2 separate regions of the Homo sapiens genome follow, and region 2 is linked to region 1. The links are chromatin contacts, found by Hi-C or POLR2A ChIA-PET in ENCODE. All regions are on one chromosome and are shown on one strand. The core of a region is the stretch at or near the end of the contact, and the rest is flanking DNA. Distances in the headings are between cores, read along the strand shown. Region 1 has its middle 160 kb from the start of SYT1. Region 2 overlaps SYT1 (synaptotagmin 1).

Region 1 (2,892 bases), core at 289-2,788:
TATGAAACATTCATATATTCTTAGTATCTTTCACCAATTTCCTGATTTACTCCTAAGTAAAATCCTGGCATATTAATTCTGAATAATCTCAGAAAAATTACTTTAAAATTCAAAATGATAAATATTAGAGGTGTAGTTCAAGGCTTAGCTTTTCCAGGCAAGGAAACAACCAGTTATCATTTTAATTCATTTCTCTAAATGAGTTACTAATCTAATTTCCAAGATAAGTTACTCAAAGAATCTCTTTCACATCTTTTTATTTCTGCTTTAAATTTTTAAGTAAAAAGAGTACTGTAAAGTGATCTTTAAGCATAAAATATCTTCAAAGATAAAAAGAATGAAGGAACATTTTATTCTATCATAAGACTCATTCAACAGATATTAAATTCTCTTAGGTGAATTTTCTTTTTAGTCTTTTCAATAAATGACAGCTATTACTTGTATTTTAGAACATGTACACTTCAATACTCAAAGAAATTGCCAGCGATCTCTAAAGGTTCACTTTTTTTTTTTTTTTTTTTTTTTTTTTGAGACGGAGTCTCGCTCTGTCCCCCAGGCTGGAGTGCAGTGGCACGATCTCTGCTCAGCAACCTCCGCCTCCCAGGTTCAGGCAATTCTCCTGCCTCAGCCTCCCAAGTAGCTTGGACTAAAAGCGCAAGCCACCACGCCTGGCTAATTTTTGTACTTCACTGGAGATGGAATTTCAACGTGTTGCCCAGGCTGGTCGCGAACTCCTGAGCTGAGGCAATCCGCCCGCCTCGGCCTCCCAAAGTGCTGGGATTACAGGCGTGAGCCACCGCGCCTCGCCAGGGTCACATTTATCTTTGTGGATTAATCATGTCAGATAACCCTATTGTGAGAAGCTAAAGCCATACCCACTGGATGATTTTATTTCAATAGATTTCATTTTCTTCTTCTGACCGCCACTTTCTTTCTGGTTGCATTAGAGAAAAGCATAAAGAAGTCCCATTGTGAAGAGAAACCAGGAAAAAGCTTTGCTACAAGGCAAGAGCTAATACACTATTCTGTAGGGACTGATATTCATCTATTTTTCAATAAAAGCTAATGGTTCAATAGTCCCAATGCACCCAGCTAATCTAGAAAGAAGTTGATGCTTGGGAACAGGGATTCAATCAAGATTCATGCATAAGTGCTATTACTACATATAAAATATACTTACACCTACTTGATACATGACTAATTTAAGAACATAACCAACTGACTTTAGCCTTGGCAACATTGCATAGACATTTGAAAATGTGATGCTACTGAATATACCAGTTTGGGTAATATAGCAAATGTTTATATCTAATTAGAAAATAAATAAATAAATTTCTGACCTGGAAAGCAGCCGTGCATTCCCAAGGTCCTTTAAAAGATTGAAAATATTTAAGTGATGCCATTTAAAAATAACTCAGTGACTGCTGTTTACTATTCAGTATTCAGATATTCTAATAAAATGAAATAAGCTTCCCTATGAAAGGTATTTTTGCTGAACATTCCCAAGGGTAAGAGCAATTTCCTTTTTAGATGAGTAATGTGTTAGTTAAAGGCACGACTATGCTACGCATATCAAGATCTGTAAGCAGATAGGAATTCATGAGCAGAGAAAGAAAGCAAGTGAGAAATCAGGAGCATAAAATTCTGAGACAATTAAAGTTCTTAAATAGGTAAGAAACAGAATAGTTTCTGCATGATTAACTGCATGACTTGGGGATAGCACTGGGTAATCAGTGCAAAAATAAAAAAGTCTCCTAAAATACCTTCTCTTTACTTAATTATATACTCTTTCTTTAGATGGTTAATTTTAGTTAGCACAGAGAAATGACAATGTTAAATTGCTCACAATTGCATAAAGATATAGACATTTAAAGTGTGATTTTGATTTACCAAATACTCCTAATATAAAAGTCACATGCTATTCTTTCCATCATTTCAGCCACAATAATATCAACTTTCAATTTTATTTGGGATTTTGTTCTGCATCTAAAGGCAAAAAGTTAATTTTTAAAAGGGGTGCAATGTACTCATGATGTGTTAAATGAAACTATGTTCATGTATATTTATGTGGGGTTTATGTAAAGCACATGCATTTAATTGATATTTATTCAGTTGGCATCTTACTAACAAGTGTTTGAGTATTCTCTGGCATTTGAGTATGATTATATATATTTAATTTTTAATGGTCTACTTATGCTGAAAATATGTTAATATTGGTCTAAGCAAGTAGAAAGTGTACCATGGTGAGTTATTTCTTCTTGATATAATAGATATTATATTAAACCCTAAGAGTTGTATTACATATTGAACACTCATTGTGAAAGCTCTCTACTAGGACTTAAATTTGATCATGTGACTCTATAATCTCCTACACCTCTTCTTATTCTAATACTGTATAACTATGTGTTTGTAGTTTTGACTTATAAAGGATAGAAGTAGGCCTAGTATCTTAACCCAAGGAAGTGCTGTGCAAAAGTTTTCAGATTACCAGATTCATCTCTAGATGGCTGTGACCTTTGAGAGATTCAGAAGCATCAGCAACAATTGACAGGTTTTTTTTATTATTTAAGGTTAAAATGCATTGCTCATTGCCTGTAAAATTTAAAGAGTGAACTTTGTATTCTGTAAAAGTTTTGTTCATCTGTAAACCAGAGTGGTCTGCAAAATGGTAGCTATTTGGCTTGGAAGCATATCTTTTTATTTGTGAATCCTAGAATGAAACTAAACAACCTCACAACAGTGGACTAATAATATTTAATGTTTATTGACCACTAAATATATGCCAAGAGTTCTTCCAAATGCTCTAATATATGAACCTATGTAATCCTCACAACAATTATTTGAGACAGGTATTACAATTATTGTTATACCCATTTTACAGATGATACACAT
Region 2 (2,892 bases), core at 122-2,621, 180 kb after region 1:
AGAATAGACTGAATAGGGCCAAGGGTGGAAACAAGAAGGGAATTTGGACTTTGTTGGCCTATGATGGAAGCAAAATACATATCTATTTTATGTATTTCCTAGATTTTGTGACCTCTAAGTACATTAAGATAGCAGTGGAAAGCTCAGAAATACATTCCTATCCATTTTTTATAAGAAATGGAGTTTAACTTCCCTCATACTTGGTAGGGCTTATCATAACACTAATTTTTTTAACATGTTATATGTACTTCCTCAGCCACTTTGCCAGCTAATTTATTATCCTGGGGCAAGTAAATAAAAGTTGGGCTAACTTCAAGGCATCTAGGAAAATAGCAGAAAAATATCTTTTTATTTTTTTCTATGATTGAAAGACTAATGCATTCACAAACGTCAGAGAATGAGAAGCATTAAGGGTTCATGAATATAGAGTGAGTGCAATTGGTTCTAAAAGCTATCCTCCTCAAAATTCCTGGATTGGTATTGCTTTTCAAGTAAGTTATTTTGAGACAAAATGGTTTTGCTTTTCAATATTTACATTTAATTTCATTTTAAACAAAAACAGATTGATACCAACATTCACAGGGATACCTACTGTGCTGAAGGCTGATTTTGACAGTTGTAAGATAATACATGCAATTCTTTGAAATTAATCATCACCTAAATGTTGCTTATTATAGACAAATACATAGCAACAAATTTAGAATTAAAAGATGTTTGTAACCATATGCCTGTGATGATCTATATTTTAATCAGTACATACTCCTGATGTTTTTAATACACAGTCAGCAAGTATTTACCTATTGCCTGCTCTGAGATGAGCATTCAGCCACATTTGAATAATGTTTTGAAAGGTTTGGGTTGTTTTCAGGGAGAATATAAAGTAAACAGCCAAGAAAGACCCACAAAATGCTTTTGGAGAAAAGTGTATGATAGTGCGTTATTTATTGCTCAAATAAAGACAATGGATATTTAAATAAAAGCCATGGGAAATAAGCTGATACAAGCTATATGGGGTTAAGTCATTCAACACATTTTCATGATCTATATTTAGGCATGAGATTAAACTGGAAGCCCCACCAGTCAGTGTAGGATAGAGTGCCAGTTTATGTATGAAGTTTTAGAAGGAATATTTTTCTTTGAGATTAAGGAAATAATGGTATCCCATGATACTTGCACTTTCTACCTTTTACAGTAGTCCTCCTTACCCACGATTTCACTTTCTGTGGTTTCAGTTACCCATGGCCAACCATGGTCTGAAAATATTAAATGGAAAAATTCCAGAAATAAACTATTTGTATGTTTTAAAATGCATGTTGTTTTGAGTAGCATGATGAAATCTCACGCCATCCTACTCCATCCTGCCCAGGACATGAGTCATCTCTTTGTCCAGTATCTCGATGCTGTGTTATCCACCCGTTAGTCACTTAGTAGTCCTGGCAGTTGTCACACTGACTATCGGTATTACAGTGATTGTGTTCAAGTAACCCTTATTTTACTTAATAATGGCCCAAATGCACATGAGTGTGGATGCTGGCAATTCGGATATGCCAAAGAGAAGCCATAAAGTGCTTCTTCTAAGTGACAAGGTGAAAGTTCTTGACTTAGTAAGGAAAGAAGAAAGAATCATATGCTGAGATCATTAACAGCGATAGTAAGAATAAATCTATTCATGAAACTGTGAAGAAGGAAAGAGAAATCCATGCATGGTACACATAATTATTGGTACTAGGCATAGTTTCAGGAATACAGTAGGGGAGCTGGAACATATCCCCTACGGATAAGGGAGGATTTCTGTAACGTAATTGCTTTTGTATATTATCTTCCCTATTAGGACAAGAGCTCCTCATAAGTAAAGAGGATATCTCAATCATCTTTATATCCAAAATTATATATCATAAAGTTACTATTCAGTAAATATTTATTGATTGAAGTAGGTGATGACATACTAAAATATAATTTCAATATCTAGCCCTTTCTTTAGAAGAAATTGATTATTCATACTTGTTTTAAAAACCTGATTGTATTTCTCAAGTATAATATTGTTAACTTATTGAAGACAGGTTTACACTGTTAAGATTTAAATAATTAAAACCAACTAACTGAATTTTATTTCTAAAGAGGACTGCTCAAATTTTGTGCCCAAAAAACTATGATAGACAATTTAAAGTAAGAGATTTTCAAGTTATAATTAGTAGTGGAACTCATTACATGAGAAAATTAAGATGTGTCATTGGTAATAGTAATAAGGAATATAATTTTGTAGAATCACAGATATTATAATATTTTTAAATCCTTTCTTAAGAAATTGATAGTTTTTTTCAAAATCTATGATTTTGGAGGATGAGGTATTGTAGGTATTGGCTTTGTTTGTAGAAGATTACACATATAATTGTATAAAGTTAGTGTAAATGGATTGCTCATATTTCAATTCTTAGACCTCATCTTCATTTCCTCTCCTGGAAATCCTTGTGTACAATTACCCTGGTAAATGGATGGACCCATTTCAATATTTTATATTTAATTTCATTTTAAATAAAAATAGATTGACATCAACATCCCCAATGATACCACTCTGCTGAAGGATGATTTTGAAAGTTGTAAGACATTTTATGCAATCATTTAAAATTAATCATCACCTAAATGTTCCTTATTATAGTCAAATGCATAGCAACATATTTAGAATTAAAAAGATGTTTAGCACCGTGCTGGACACTTAGAAATGTCCAATAAATATTTCTATGATAGTTATTATCATCTTTTCTAATCTTGTTGGAGTTGTTCACTTTTAGGAGTGCTTCAAAGATCACTTCTTCTAGTCACCTTCTGAACTCCTCTTTACTTTTTATAGTTCAGCATACCACTACCTGCTGATTGGTTAATATCTTTGGTAGC

The links. Hi-C counts contacts between places; a loop is a spot of excess contacts on that map. ChIA-PET counts read pairs that join two places held with the same protein, here RNA polymerase II (POLR2A).
Region 2: a map of endothelial cell of umbilical vein shows a loop between it and region 1 (6-fold over the local background). The contact joins two enhancer-like sites. A Hi-C loop is called at or near these places in 1 of 168 maps with a recorded cell type or tissue (endothelial cell of umbilical vein). POLR2A ChIA-PET finds 5 or more read pairs at or near these places in 1 of 52 experiments (HepG2).

What each region holds. Positions count from the first base shown.
Region 1 is chr12:78,702,798-78,705,689 of GRCh38, forward strand. No RefSeq gene overlaps it. Among named protein-coding and RNA genes, the nearest start is that of SYT1, 160 kb to the right of the region's middle. Within about 2 kb of position 1,539, at least 5 of the 41 ENCODE cell types and tissues checked have a DNase peak (open chromatin) inside an H3K27ac peak, as active enhancers do; they include endothelial cell of umbilical vein, where a contact is called at or near this core.
Region 2 is chr12:78,885,845-78,888,736 of GRCh38, forward strand. The region is part of intron 1 of SYT1 (synaptotagmin 1); the gene reads left to right. Among named protein-coding and RNA genes, the nearest start is that of SYT1, 23 kb to the left of the region's middle. Within about 2 kb of position 1,372, at least 7 of the 41 ENCODE cell types and tissues checked have a DNase peak (open chromatin) inside an H3K27ac peak, as active enhancers do; they include endothelial cell of umbilical vein, where a contact is called at or near this core.